Regions from separate parts of the Homo sapiens genome. Here region 2 is linked to region 1. Evidence: read pairs that join two places in POLR2A ChIA-PET (ENCODE). Cell type or tissue: A673. All regions are shown on one strand.

Region 1 (8,000 bases):
TTGTATTTTTAGTAGAGATGGGGTTTCACCATGTTGGCCAGGCTGGTCTCAAATTTCTGACCTCAGGTGATCCACCTGTCTCAGCCTCCCAAAGTGCTAGGATTACAGGCATGAGCCACCACGCCCAGCCTGGTGCAGTTTTTTAGAAGGCACTTTGGTAATGGCTATCAAGAATGTACACTCGGTACCTAAGGGCACACCTGGGCTCAGACCTTGATTTCTGAAACTATTCCCCACTTAAAGGAAACCAGGGTTCCTTAAAAAGAAAGACTGATTCCAGGGCTGGGGCAAGGACAGTACAAGAGGAGTCTAGAACATCTTGTCATGCTAGTAAGTAAGTGAAATGCTCAAAACAAATTCCTGATAGTAAGTGGGAAGAAGAAGAGAAAGTTCTTCCTTACAGCAGAATGTCAACTGATAAATGTAGAAGGAAAATCTCTTTGGAGCCAGTATAGAATAATAGACTCAGGCAACAATCATCACTGGATGTTAAAACCACTGGGTGAGGCTGGGCGCAGTGGCTCACACCTGTAATCCCAGCACTTTGGGATCATGAGGTCAGGAGATCGAGACCATACTGGCTAACACGGTGAAACCCCGTCTCTACTAAAAAAAATACAAAAAATTAGCCGGGCAGATGGCGGGCACCTGTAGTCCCAGCTACTCGGGAGGCTGAGGCAGGAGAATGGTGTGAACCCAGGAGGCGGAGCTTGCAGTGAGCCAAGATTGCACCACTGCACTCCAGCCTGGGCAACAGAGCGAGACTCTGTCTCAAAACAAAACAAAACAAAACAAAAAAACACAAAAAAACCACTGGGTGAACGTTTAAAGAGAAACATGTATTTTACATAGTTTCAAATATCTCCCCCAGCTTATTACTGACAAAGATAAAAATGGCACTTGACACTAGAGAAAGCTGGTTGAAACTGTGTTAACCAAGCGTTCAAAAGTTAATATCTCCAACAATGGGACACCATGTGCCTCCTGATCCCATGTACTGAGGCAACCAGGGGATCACCTGAGGCGGGTGGATTACCTGAGGTCAGGAGTTTGAGACCAGCCTGGCCAACATGGTGAAACCCTGGCTCTACTAAAAATGCAAAAAAATTGGTCAGATATGATGGCGCGCACCAGTAGCCCCAGCTACTCGGGAGGCTGAGGAGGGAGAATCTCTTAAACCTGGGAGGCGGAGGTTGCAGTGAGCCAAGATCAGGCCACTGTACTCCAGCCTGGGTGACAGAGCGAGACTGTCTCAAAAAAAAAAAAAAAAAAAAAAAAAGACAAATTTGGTGGGTAAAATATAACTTTAAATATACAAACCCTGGCCAGGTGCAGTGGCTCACGCCTGTAATCTCAACACTTTAGGAGGCGAAGGCAGGCAGATCACTTGAGGTCAGGAGTTCAAGACCAGCCTGACCAACATGGTGAAGCCCCGTCTCTACTAAAAAGACAAAATTAGCTGGGCATGGTGGCACATGCCTGTAATCCCAGCTACTTGGGAGGCTGAGGCAGGAGAATTGCCTGAATCTGGGAGGCAGAGCTTGTAGTGAGCCAAGATCCCACCACTGCACTCCAGCCTGGGCAACAAGAGTGAAACTCCATCTTTAAAAAAAAAAAAACAAACAAATACAAAAATTAGCCCGGTGTGGTGGCATTCGCCTGTAATTCCAGTTACTCAGGAAGCAGAGGTATGAGAATTGCTTGAACCCGGGAGACAGAGGCTGCAGTGAGCCCAGATTACACCACTGCACTCCAATCTGGGCAACAGAGCAAGACTGTCTCAAAAAAAAAAGGATGAGGTAGATTTCTATAAAGAACTCCAAGATGAAAGTAAATGAAACTAAATGAAAACAAGGTACAGAATACTCTGCTTAGTATACTTAATTATGAAAAAACATAGTAAGATCCCTACCTCACTCCTTAGATAAATTCCTTTTTTTTTTTTGAGACGGAGTCTTGCTCTGTCACCCAGGATGGAGTGCAATGGTGCAATCTTGGCTCACTGCAACCACTGCCCCCAGTTCAAGCAATTCTTCTGCCTCAGCCTCCCAAGTAGCAGCAACTACAGGTGTGCACCACCACGCCTGGCTAATTTTTGTATTTTTAGTAGAGACAGGGTTTCACCATGTTAGCCAGGCTAATTTCGAACTCCTGACCTCAGGTGATCCCCTCAACTTGGCCTTCCAAAATGCTGGGATTACAGGCATGAGCCACTGTGCCTGGCAATTCCCCCCCCACCTTTTTTTTTTTTGAGACAGAGTTTCACTCTTGTCACCCAGACTGGAGTGCAATGGCATGATCTCGGCTTACTGCAACTTCTGCCTCCTGGGTTCAAGTGATTCTCCTGCCTCAGCCTCCAGAGTATCTGGGATTACAGGCATGCACCACTACACCCAGCTAATTTTTGTATTATTAGTAGAGACGGGGTTTTTCCATGTTGGCCAGGCTGGTGTCAAACTCCTAACCTCAGGTGATTCACATGCCTTGGCCTCCCAAAGTGCTGGGATTACAGGCGTGAGCCACTGCGCCCAGCCTAATTCCTTATTTTTTAAAATGAAAAAATAAATCTTTCGTAAATGCTCTAGAAAAAAAGTGTGATTTAAGAAAAAAATCTTAAAGTTAAGAAAAGCCATAGTTGACACTATTGATAAATAATACAACCACTAGAAAATTACTTCAGAAAGAAAATTATCTGATAACTAAAACAAAGGAATGAAAGAAGAGCTCCACACTCTACATAAAGCACTTCTGGAGGAAAACATAAAGAAGTGTTCACACCTGGGGAGTGGTTACTTCTTGGGAGAGGGATAAGAGGGATACTATTTTCATTTTATTCCTTTCTGTAAAATTTAAATAATGCATAATTTATTAAACGTATATTTTGATAATTCTATTGTAATTTATATATCATATTAAATACTGTAATTTATTTTTATAATTATTTTATAATTTTTTAAAATTAGAGACAGGGTTTTGCCATGTTGCCTAGGTTGGTCTTGAACCCCGGCCTCAAGTGATCTGCCCGCCTCAGCTTCCCAAAGTGCTGGGAATACAGGTGTGAGCCACTGTGCCTGGCCCACATAACATAATCTATAATATAATCTTAGTAAATACAAATTCAGCATAGTTTAAGGTAAATAATGAAACATTTCAGCATGGTCTGCCTGCCCCACCCCACCAGCCCCTCTCACCCAGCTTCATCTTCTTGAGTGTGGAGTCCGAGTCATCGCGGGGCCGCTTGCGGGTGTCCTTGCTGCTCGGCATGTTGCGGGCGATCTCGGCCTGAGGTGTGCCCAGGTCCACCAGCAGGGTGGTGATCTGGGCCTGGAACTCCAAGGAAGCCGGGTGCTTCAGCACACTCAACAGGTGCAGCTTCAGATTCTTACGCACACTGCTCACCTGCGATTTGGCCAGCGTCGGGGGCAGGTTGGCTGTGAGGAAAGTGGCAGGAGCTGTGTCTTGTGGAAGATCTCATGGCATGCTGCCAGTCTTAATTCTCAACCCCAAACTTGGGCAGTGGTCTTGCAGGCATCTACTAGAAAAGTTCCTTCACCCTCAGATCTAACGTGTGGCTTTCCGCCTTACAAGCTGATGCTTCAAACCCTGGGGGTCTCCATCAGTATCAGTCAATCTTAAAGAGAAAAACTCACCCTCTCTTTTAGTAAATACATACAATTTCGTCCTCCTCCATCTCTGGTCTGGAAATTCACATATGCTTCGCTTGGGGAGGGTTATAATCACCACTTTTGCCTCCAGAAACCCCCAACTGAACTGCTGCAACAGCTCACTGCTAGTCTCCCTGACGCCAGGATGACTTTCTAATGGTCACCCTGATAAGTGAGCCTCCCCTGTTCCACAGTGAAAAAGGATGCCTGTAATTCTGCCTGCCTAGCATCCACTGCCCCTTCCTCAGCCAACAACACAACCCACTCTCCGTTAAGGGAGACCCCCCTTCTCCAGTCTCCTTCCGAGTGGGCATGAGACCTGGGGCCAGTGAGAATACCACATTCCCTTGGCCACTGTAATTGGCTCAGAGACTGGCTCATAATCTCTGCTCAGCCAATCAGAAACAATGACCGTCAGCCCTTGGACTTCTGCTGGAATGGTTGGGAAGGAGACACTCTCTTTCCCATGGTGTTGCTAAGTGAACGGAATGGGAGCCATGAACTATGGGGGGCCATCTTTGCTACCCTAAGGAAAGGGCCAGAGAGTGAAACTAAAATGGAGAAACAAAGAGCTGAGAGATGGAGAAATGCAGATCCACGACCTGTACGCATTCATACCCCAACCCCAGACTTCTCGGTTTTCGTTTCACAAAACAGAGAAAATGGTATGAGTCTCTGTGTACCCATCAACATTTCGCTAATCTTGGAACATCTATCCTCCCTTTTGGTGGGGGGAGAGGACTGGAATATTTGAAAGTATTTCACAGACATCATGTCATTTCACCCCCACATACCTCAATATTAAAGCCAGTCCTGAATCAAGTTTCTGTCACATGCCAAAAGATTCCTGTCTAATGTAGAGAATCTCAGGCCTGCCAGATGGATGACTAGCGCTCGGGGTCCACCACGGAGCTACATTTCTTTAAGAATGAGCAGGCTGAGGCCGGGTGCAGTGGCTCACACCTGTAATCCCAGCACTTTAGGAGGCCGAGGCAGGCGAATCACAAGGTCAAGAGATAGAGATCATCCTGGCCAACACGGTGAAACCCCGTCTCTACTAAAAGTAAACAAATTAGCTGGGTGTGGTGGTGTGTCCTGTAATCCCAGCTACTCGGGAGGCTGAGGCAGGAGAATCACTTGAACTGGGGAGGCAGAGGTTGCAGTGAGCCAAGATTGCACCACTGCACTCCAGCCTGGTGACAGAGCGAGACTCTGTCTCAAAAAAAAAAAAAAAAAAAAAAAAAAAAGAAAGAGCAGACTGGCCAGTGAAGAGAAGGCAGGGGGAGGGGGGAGGACAATGACCTACCATGCAGAGTTTCATAGGCCTGGATCACCTCAGACATGAACATGGGTCTCTGGCGGGCGATATTGGCAAGGGAGCCCAGCGCTGTGGTCAGGTTGATGGAGGAGATGGCAGGGTGCACCATGAACTTAAGCAGCTGCTCCAAGGCTGCCTTGCCCTCTTCCCATAGCACGTCTAAGAGACAGAGAGGAGAACCAGTCAGTGGGATCCGTTTTCCCAGGCCTCTGGAGACAGCAGCTTTTGGGACTAAAAGGAAGGACAGATCCTGGTACCTAGATGTCTATGAATGGCGGGAAAAACAGAAAATGTGGTGGTTGATTAGTTCTATGAGACTATTAATGAGTATAAAAATTTAGTTATAAGGGGCTAGACGCAGTGGCTCATGCCTGTAATCCCAGCACTTTGGGAGGCCAAGGCAGGCAGATCACTTGAGGTCAGGAGTTCAAGACCAGCCTGGCCAACATGGTAAAACCCCGTCTCTACTAAAAATACAAGAAATTAGCCCAGGTGTGAAGGCCTGTGCCTGTAATCCCAGCTACTTGGGAGGCTGAGGCAGGAGAATCGCTTGAACCCAGGAGGCAGAGGTTGCAGTGAGCCGAGATCGCGCCACTGCACTCCAGCCTGGGTGACAGAGTTGGACTCCATATTAAAAAAAAAAAAAATTTAGTTATAAAGATGTTCAAAGCATGGGCTTGCAATAGTGAAAGACTAGAATACATGTGTATATACACACAACTCAAAGTCCCTTGTGACACCACTCCCCTCAATACAGTCCCCAAAATTAATGCTTAAAACTTTGGTGGATATCTTTCCAGACCTTTCCTATACAGAAACATAACGAATGCCATATATATGTTTTTAACTTAAAAAATTTTAATGGGTATATAGTAGGTGTAAATAATTATGGGGTACATGAGATTTTGATACAGGCATGCAATGCATAATTATCACCATCAGGGTAAATGGGGTCTCCATCACAAGCATTTATCCGTTTTGTTACACACAATCCAATTATACTATTTCAATTATTTTAAAATGTATGATTATTTTTTAGTATAGTTACCCTGCTGTGCTATCAAATACTGGATCTTTTTTTTTTTCCCTGAGATGGGGTCTCACTCTGTCACCCAGAGTGGAAAGCAGTGGCGTGATCTCGGCTCACTGCAACCTCCACCACCCAGACTCAGGTGATCCTCTCAACTCAGCCTCCTGAGCTGCTGAGACCACAGGCACATGCCACCATGCTTGGCTATCAAATACTAGATCTTATTTGTTCTAACTATTTTTTTGTACCCATTAACCATTCCCACTTCCTCCCCAACCGCCCATTACCCTTTTCAGCCTCTGGTAACCATCATTCTACCGTCTGTCTCCATGAGTTCAATTGTTTTCATTTCTAGCTCTCACAAATAAGTGAGAACATGCAAAGTTGTCTTTCGGTGCCTGGCTTATTTCACTTAATGACTTCCACTTCCATCCATGTTGTTGCAAATGACAGGATCTCCTTCTTTTTTATGGCTGAATAGTATTCAATTGTGTATGAGTACCACATTTTCTTTATCTATTACTCTGTTGATGAATACTTAGTTTGCTCCGAAGTCTTGGCTATTCTGACTAGTGCTGCAATGAATATGGAAGTGCGGGTTATCTTTTTGATACAGTGATTTCCTTTATTTCGGTTACATATCCAGCAGTGGGATTGCTGAATCATATGGTAGCTCAATTTTTAATTTTTTGAGGAACCTCAAAACTCCAAACAATTTTTAGGCTGTAGTAAGTGACATTCTCACCAACAGTGTACAAGTGTTTCCCTTTCTCCACATCCTCGCCAGCATTTGTTGTCTTTTTGATAAAAGTCACTTTAACTGGGGTGAGACATTTCATTGTAGTTTTGACTTGAACGCCACATTATTTAAAATAGTGAATTAGGCCGGGCGCGGTGGCTCACGCCTGTAATCCCAGCACTTTGGGAGGCCGAGGTGGGCAGATCACGAGGTCAGGAGATCAAGACCATCCTGGCTAACACAGTGAAACCCTGTCTCTACTAAAAATACAAAAAATTAGCCGGGCGTGGTGGCGGGCACCTGTGGTCCCAGCTACTCGGGAGGCTGAGGCAGGAGAATGGCGTGAACACGGGAGGCGGAGCATGCAGTGAGCCGAGATAGCGCTACTGCACTCCAGCCTGGGTGAAAGAGCGAGACTCCGTCTCAAAAAATAAAAGTGAATTAAAAATCTAAATGACCATCAACAGAGCATTGCTTAATAGAATGTAATGTAACTATACTATGGAATATGGTATAGCAACTATATGATTCTCACAGGGAAGGACGTCACTGATACTATTAAGTCAAAAAGGCTGTCAAACAATACATAAGAATAGTTAATATTTATGGAATGTTTACTATTCCAGCCATATTAATACACCAAATGCTCATACCTACATCCTAAATTAGATGCCATAATAACGATCCCCAATTTACCAATGAGGAATCAGGCTCAGAGACAAGGGAAAATAGGCTGTGTGTCAGACACAAGCTACTATAATGTCTCTGAGATGAAAACACAAAGCATGGCCTCATTTTTGCAAACAGAAAAGCAAACAAATGCAGACACTATGCATATACACATACAAATACCTACATGTGCACAGGAAAGATCTGAAAGGAAACATAATACTCTTAACAGTGTTTATCTCTGGAAAGCAGGACTGAGGGAGGGGACATTATTCCTTTTGATTCACCCATATTGCTTGACACCAAGTGTATATATAGTACTTTTTTTTTTTTTGAGACAGTCTCATTCTGTCACCCAGGCTGGAGTGCAGTGGCACAGTCTCAGCTCACTGCAACCTCTGCCTCCTGGGTTCAAGCGATTCTCGTGCCTCAGCCTCCCAAGTAGCTGGGATTACAGGTGCCCGCCACCATGCCCGGCTAATTTTTGTATTTTCAGTAGATAAGGGGTTTCACCATGTTGGCCAGGGTGGTCTCGAACTCCTGACCCCAAGTGATCTGCCTGCCTTGGCCTCTCAAAAT
Region 2 (8,000 bases), 340 kb after region 1:
TTCAAACTTACAGATAATAAAATTGAATAATTCACAGTGAGGTTAAGCAGCTGACTCAGGACTACAAAGATAGTAAGAATCAGAATCAGCATTTGAACCCAAAGTATCTAACTGTAGAGCCCAGGTTCTTAAACATCACTCTACAATGCCTCCATGCAGGGCAGGGAATAGAGTTGAATGAGAGAGGTATACATCTCTGGTGCAAAATTTAAGAGGGTGTCAAAAAATGAGTAAGGTAATACTTTGTGCCAAAAAATGAATAAGATAAGTAATACTTTGTGCAATTTTTTTTTTTAGACAGTCTCGCTGTGTCACCCAGACTGGAGTGCAATGGCATGATCTCTACTCAGCTGCAACCTCTGCCTCCCAGGTTCAAGTGATTCTCCTGCCTCAGCCTCCCGAGCAGCTGGGATTACAGGCGCCCGCCACCACACCTGGCTAATTTTTTTGTATTTTTAGTAGAGACGGGGTTTCACCATTTTGGCCAGGCTGGTCTCGAACTCCTGACCTCAAGTGATCCTCCTGCCTCAGCCTCCCAAAGTGCTGGGATTACAAGCATGAGCCACCGTGCCTGGCACTATTTTTTTTTTTTTTTTTGAAACGGAGTCTCGCTCTGTCACCCAGGCTGGAGTTCAGTGGCACAATCTCGGCTCACTGCAACCTCCACCTCCCTGGTTCAAGCGATTGTCCTGCCTTAGCCTCCTGAGTAGCTGGGATTACAGGTGCATGCCACTACGCCCGACTAATTTTTTTTTTTTTTTTTTTTTTTTGAGTGGAGACGGGGTTTCACCACGTTGGTCAGGCTGGTCTTGAACTCCTGACCTCGTGATCTGCCCGCCTCGGCCTCCTAAAGTCCTGGGATTACAGGCGTGAGCCACCGTTCCCAGCCCAGCACTATTTTTAAAAATCAAAATTAATGCCAAAAAAAAAAAAAGAAAAGAAAACTGGAGAAGGATCCAATTGGATGACTAGATGCAGGTAGTATGTGCCTCTTCCACAGAGAGGAACAAAAACAGGAAGTAGATATTCACATTTTGAATATATTGTTTAGGAGAGAATTCTAGCATTGACCAGGCAAGAGACAGGAAACAGCAGAAGTAAGTAACAAGAGGGTTTGAGGCCACTCGCCCACTTGGGGACACACTGAGAGCTGGAGATGCTCTAGGATGCAGGAAAACAGTGAGAGAGAAACCCGCAGGGATCCAAAATGAGCTTTTATAATCTTGACTCTGGGAGAAACCCTCAACCACTAAGGCCACAGGCCTGACATACAGAGCTGCCTAAAGATTGCACAGGGCCATTGCTGCAGAAAGGGAGCCCTCACAGAAGCCCACAGGCATCTGAACCTGGAATAACCTCAACTGGGAGCCATTTGAGAGCCCAGATGCCAGGGATCTACACATGTGGGTGCTGCTCCTAGGGGGAAGTGGGGATCCTAGGGGCTGTCATTCACCCCTGGGAGGGTCCCTGCCACCCTGCAGCAGGCTGCTGTTGAGACTGCGATGTGACCGGACCACACTCCCCCCAGCCTGTTGCCCATGCTGCTTGCCTGAGATGCGCCCCATCCTCTCTGGTCCAAGGCTGAAAGCACCATTTTCAGTTTATCACTGGGCTGCACCCCACATTCAGGCCAAGTTGGAGGCAATGTGACTGAATCTATTGCCCAGTTGGGAGAAGAAAAGGGGAGTCCAAGCTCTTCTAAGCACACGCATTACCCTACCCACTGCCCTTATCACTTTATGTGGTTCCAGATATCTTGAAGGTTTTGCTCATTCTTCAATCTTTTTTAGCCCTTAATTTTGTTTGACTGGATTGTTTCAAAAGATCTGTCCTCTACTAAAAAAAAAAAATAGCTGGGCATGGTGGTGCAAACCTGTAGTTACAGCTACTCGGGAGGCTGGGGTGGCAGGATTGCTTGAGGTGGAGTTCGAGACCAGCCTGGCCAACATGGTGAAACCCTGTCTCTACTGAAAATACAAAAATTAGCGGTGTGGTGGTGGGCACCTATAATCCCAGCTAATGGGGAGGCTGAGGTGGGAGGATCACTTGAGCCTGGGAGGCAGAGGTTGTAGTGAGCTGAGATCGTACCACTACCCTCCAGCTTGGATGATAGAGTGAGACTCCGTCTCAAAACAATATACAGATAGTTTACTTAATCCTTTATCAAATGTGTACTGAACTAGGAATCAGGCAATGTAATATATATATACATATATATATACGCATTATATATAAAATACTCCACATAAGAATAAAAAAAGATGTAATTATGCACATCAGGCCATCAAAGAATGAGAAAGAATGAGAAAACTCTTGGGGACATGGTCCAAGGTAGTCAAGAGCCCCAACATTTTAGGGTCCAGGGACCCTTCCAAATCCCTTTGGAGAGTCCTCCTACCCCTCACTCCCTGCTGTCCTGTGATTCCACCCCCACCTGGACACAGGAGGGTGAGGATGGAGGCTGCAGCTGGGGGAGATGAGGGGCACTGCAGATGGGCTGGGAGATGCAGTGGGGCAGTGAGAGACCAGGAGGAGCTCTAAACCAAAAATAAAATCTTCAGCTCCCCAGCCAACTGGACAGAGCCTCTCTTGGCCAAGGTGACCCAAGAGAAATCTGAAAAACTAAATTCCAGGCCATGATGGGAAGGGAGGTCAGACACCCCTTGTGTTCAATCCCTTCCCTCTTGGAGTTTAGGCACAACTGGCCATCATTAACATTAAAATAGAGAGCGTGGCCGGGTGCGGTGGTTCACGCCTGTAATCCCAGCACTTTGAGAGGCCGAGGCGGGTGGATCATGAGGTCAGGAGTTCGAGACCAGCCTGACCAACATGATGAAACCCTGTCTCTACTAAAAATAAAAAAATTAGTCGGGCATGGTGGCGCATGCCTGTAATCCCAGCTACTCAGGAGGCTGAGGCAGGAGAATCACTTGAACCCAGGAGGCGGAGGTTGCAGTGAGCCAAGATCGTGCCACTGCACTCCAGCCTGGGCAACAGAGCAAGACTCTGCCTCAAAAAGAAAAAAAAAATAGAGATCGTAAGGCTAACACAACAGACTCTGTGACAATAAGATACCAAATTTCAACCTGACTGTCTTATAACATCACACTACAGATAGCCAGCCCTGAAGGAAATCAAAATATTTTGCCCCAAAATATAATTCTTTGACATATTTTAAAATGGCCCTACAAAGCCATTTTTTTATGGGAGAAATTTACAACTGTACAGAATCTCCTTCCCATTCTAGGTCTTTCCCAGATCTAGGAGAGATTAAATGAGAGTCTGACACCTTTTAGGTCTAAAAAGAAACATTTATCATCTATTCTCTCTGAAGCCTGCTACCTTGAGATTTCATCTACATAAAAAGAACCTTGGTTTCCACAACTTCCCTTATCTGAACGCAAGCATTACTTTCTACTGACTTCAAGTCTTTAGAGATAGCTTAGCTCTTTCAACCAATCAGAAAATCTTTGAATCCACCCATAAGCCCCCACTTCAAAATGCCCTGCATTTTCAGGCTGAACCAATGTATACCTTACGTGTATTGATTTATGTCTTTGCCTGTAGCTTCTGTCTCCCTAAAATATATAAAACCAAGCTGTAACCTGACCAACTCAGGCACACTTTCTCAGAACTTCCTCGACTCTGTTCCCCAGACTGTGGTCACTCACATTGGCTCAGAATAAACCTCTTTAAATATTTTACAGAGTTTGGTTTTTTCATCAACACAGTGAGTAGAGCAGAGAGAAGAGGCAGAGAGAGAAGACCAGGGTGGGAGAGACGAGGATAGGTGAGGAGAGGAGGAGAAAGAGGCAGGGCTGCAGGGGTCCGGGCAGATCTGGTTGTGGGGTGGGGGGTCTGTGAGAGGCAGGGATGCAGGGGTCTGGGCAGAACTAGTTGTGGGGTGCAGAGTCTGTGAGAGGCAGGACTGCAGGGTGAGCTCTGAGCAGAGCTGGTCATGGGGTGGGGAGTCTGTGAGAGGCAGGGGTGCAGGAGTCTGAGCAGAGCTGGTTGTGGGGTGCGGGGTCTGTGAGAGGCAGGGCTGCAGAGGTGCAGGTGTCTGAGCAGAGCTGGTCATAGGGTGGGGGGGGTCTGTGAGAGGCAGGGGTGCAGGAGTCTGAGCAGAGCTGGTTGTGGTGTGCAGGGTCTGTGAGAGGCAGGGGTTTGCAGGAGGGGAAGGATCTGAGCAGCCTGACTTGGGCTCGGGTGGGGTCCTCCTTACTTGACGTGCAGCTGCTGGTCTCCACTCTGCTCAGTCAGGCTTCACATCGGGTCTGATGAATCCGAGCACAGCAGGAAAGAGGGTAGAATGGAAGAGCATTTATGAGGATGGGTGGATCGTTTACTGAACAGTGGCATCTCAGGACAAACATTGCTGTTGGGCTGGGCTCAGTGGCTCATGCCTATAATCCCAGCCCTTTGGGAGGCCACGAGGGGAGGTCAGGAGTTCAAGACCAGCTTGACCAACGTGATGAAACTCCATCTCTGCTGAAAACACAAAAATTAGCCGGGAGTGTTGGTGCATGCCTGTAATCCCACCTACTCGGGGGGCTGAGGCATAAGAATTGCTTGATCCCGGGAGGTGGAGGTTGCAGTGAGCTGAGATTGTGCCACTGCACTCCAGCCTGGGCGACAGAGTGAGACTCTGTCTCAAAAAAAGCAAAAACAAAAAAACATTGCTATTGGTTGGGGGTGGCAGAGATTATAGAGATTCCCCCAGGGTTTTCCCTCTTGTTGGTAACACCTCACCATCTCTCCAGAAGACAAATACACGCATCTGTGATGTATATATTCATATATGAGAAACAGGAATGCTGCAATGGAGTTTCGTATTCAGACTAGCCCTAACTCCATCTTGATTGAGAGCCAAGAAAACACCTGCTTTACTGAGGCACTGGTATTTTGATGATATTTTTCTTTTTTTTTTTTTTCTGAGACAGAGTCTCCCTCTGTTGCGCAGGCTGGAGTGCAGTGGCACGATCTCAGCTCACTGCAACCTCCACCTCCCGAGTTCAAGCAATTCTCCTGCCACAGCCTCACGAGTAGCTGGAACTACAGGCACCTGCCACTATACTCGGCTAATTTTTGTGTTTTTAGTAGAGACAGGGTTTCTCCATATTGACCAGGCTGGTCTCGAACTCCTGACCTTGTGATCCGCCTGCCTTGGCCTCCCAAAGTGCTGAGATTACAAGCGTGAGCCACCGCGCCCAGCAGTATTTTGATAATTTTAAAATAGCCTTTTATATTTACTACATTTGTATTAGTCAAGGTTCTCTAGAGGACACAACTAATAGGATATATGTATATATGAAAGGGAGTTTATTAAGGAGAATTGACTCACATGACTGTAAGGTGAAGTCCCACAATAGGCATCTGCAAGCTGAGGAGCAAGGAAGCCAGCAGTGGCTCAGTCTGAGTCCCAAAACCTGAAAAATATGACAGTGAAGCTGACGGTGCAGGCTTCAGTCTGTGGCGGAAGCCCTGAGAGCACCTGGCAAACCACTGGTGTAAGTCCAAGGGTCCAAAAGTCAAAGAACCTGAAGTCTTGATGTTCAAGAGCAGGGAAGCATCCAGCACAGAAGAAAGATGAAGGCCTGGACGACTCAGCAAGTTGACTCATTCCGTTTTCTTTGGCCTACTTTTCCTAGCTGGGCTGGCAGCCGATTGGATGGTGCCCCCCCAGATTGAGGGTGGGTCTGCTGCTCCCAGTGCACTGACTCAGATGTGAATCTCCTCTGGCAATGCCCTCTCAGACACACCTAGCAACAATATTTTGCATTCTTGTATTCAATCAAGTTGATACTTAATATTTGCCATCCCAACATTGAAACCTCCTTTGCAGAATTATAAGTAAGGAGAGAAATCAAACATGACTGACTCCATCTTGCTTCCAGCCTCACTGCTACATTTGGTTGTGTGTTGTGTGTTTTCTGTTTTATTTATTTATTTATTTATTTATTTCTTATTCCAGCACAGAGACCAAGATAACTATGAGAGGAATTTAACTTATAGTTCAACTTGCAGACAAGGGAAACTGACCCTCCTTCTTGTCCAGAGATTGAAGCCACATTCATAAGGTGAGTTTAAAATTATGGAAGGGGACTTGAATTTTGCTAAAGAATAGGCGTGGTCAAACAATGACCTGCCATCACTTAACTTGTTTTTCTATAAGTTGCTTCCTGCCCCAGAGTCACATAACAGGGGGTTGCAAGATTTATAACTTCCCCAACTACCTCTGTAGATCACATCACTATTGTGAAACCTAAAGCACTGATCTTTGAGAGAGTTTTCAGATTTAGCACTTCGGCAGACCCAGGGCTGCCGCCTGGTCCTGACACTCCCTCCCAGGAACTGACTCAGCTGCGTAAAGACAGCTTTAGACGTCCCTGTGATGTCATCAACTGTTTCAGTTTCCCAGCTCCCTGCCTGTCAAAGGATCCTTAAAAAGCCCTGGCCCCCAAATTCTTGGAGAGACGGGTTTGAGGAGTTTCTCTCTGTTTTCCTTGCTTGGCTAGCCATGAAATAACAAAAGTCTTTGCAACAATACTGGTTGTTCTCAGTATATTTGGCTCTCTGGGCAGTGGGCAAGGTGAACTTGTAGGATTGTTACAACCTGATTACCTTCCCAGTACCTCTCCTTTCTCCCTCCAGATCTGGTCTCCAGTCAGACATCATTTTCTTTCATTAGGAAGAACTTTCTTTTTAGCATCTCCTATAATACATGTTCACTGGCAACAATTTCCCTGAACTTTTGTGTGCATAAAAATATACTCATTTTATATCATTATTTTTGAATGGTATTTTCAGTGGATAAAGAATTCTGGACCAGGCGCAGTGGCTCACACCTGTAATCCCAACACTTTGAGAGGCCGAGGTGGGCAGATCACAAGGTCAGGAGTTCGAGATGAGCCTGGCCAACATAGTGAAACCCCGTCTCTACTAAAAATACAAAAATTAGCCGGGCTTGGTGGTGCATGCCTGTAGTCCCAGCTACCAGGAAGCCTGTGGCAGGAGAATTGCTTGAACCTGGAAGGCAGAGGTTGTGGTGAGCCAAGATCGCACCACTGCACTCCAGCCTGGGCAACAGAGAAAGACTTTGCCTAAAAAAAAAAAAAAAAAAAAAAAAATTCTGGATGCCCAGAACATTTTTTCTCTCACAATTTGCTTGTGTTTTTTTAGTGCATTCTTAATTACTGTTTATATTGAGATCTTAACATAATTTCTATTTGCTAAAAGAAAACTTGAGCCAAGTACAAGAAAAAACTTATAATGTCACAGGCATAGCTTAAGTCCTTTTTTGTTAGCTGAGTTGATTGAGGCATAATGTACATACAGTAAACTCCATCCGTTCCGTGCACTGAACTTGTTGTGTGAGTTGGAGATTGGATCCTTTCTTTCTCGATGCACGTGTCAGCCACGGTGTTGCATGTGTCAGATCGTCCCTTTTCATTGCCGAGCAGGACTTTGCTGATGACTGTACTGCCGTTAGTTTCTCCATCCACCTGCTGAAGGACATTGGGTCAGTGTGGCCCTGCCTTTCCCTGCCTCCTCTCCCTACACTCCTGCCCTCTGTCTTGTGGTTTCTCCCCATCTCTCCTGCCTCTCTCTGTCATCTCTCTTGTCTCTCCTCACATTCTCTAGTCTCTCCTCACCTCACCCCTTTCTCCCTTTCTCCTCATACTCTTCTCAATGCTTCCCACTTCTCCCCATCTCTCCCAGACTGTATTACTCCATTCTCACACTGCTATAAAGCTACTGCCTGAGATTGGGTAATTTATAAACAAAAGAGATTAATTGACTCACAGTTCCATGTGGCTGGGGAGGCCTCGGGAAACTCGACTTCAATTATCATGGTGGAAAGCAAAGGGGGAAGCAAAGGCATGTCGTACATGGCAGCAGGAGAGCAAGACGGGGGACGTGCCACATTTTTAAACCATCAGATCTCATGAGAATTCACTCACTATCATGAGAACAGCATGAAGGAACCACCCCCATCATCC

What was found. ChIA-PET counts read pairs that join two places held together with the same protein. Peaks named below come from ENCODE experiments on the same cell type or tissue, not always from the same donor. Only the 100,000 strongest peaks of a DNase experiment are listed, where the experiment ranks them.
Region 2: POLR2A ChIA-PET joins it to region 1 with 11 read pairs; 2 of 35 experiments call an interaction of 5 or more read pairs at or near these places.

The regions. Positions count from the first base shown.
Region 1 is chr19:45,839,059-45,847,058 of GRCh38, forward strand. It overlaps SYMPK (symplekin scaffold protein), which reads right to left. Exons shown (of 27, transcript NM_004819.3): 8 at 4,972-5,142; 9 at 3,192-3,431. Among named protein-coding and RNA genes, the nearest start is that of SYMPK, 20 kb to the right of the region's middle. In A673, no CTCF peak of the experiment used is centred here; no DNase peak of the experiment used is centred here.
Region 2 is chr19:46,175,264-46,183,263 of GRCh38, forward strand. LOC105372424 (a long non-coding RNA gene) reads right to left here and starts at 5,616. Exons shown (of 6, transcript NR_187895.1): 1 at 5,538-5,616; 2 at 5,342-5,426; 3 at 4,223-4,274. It also overlaps a transcript of IGFL2 not described here. In A673, no CTCF peak of the experiment used is centred here; no DNase peak of the experiment used is centred here.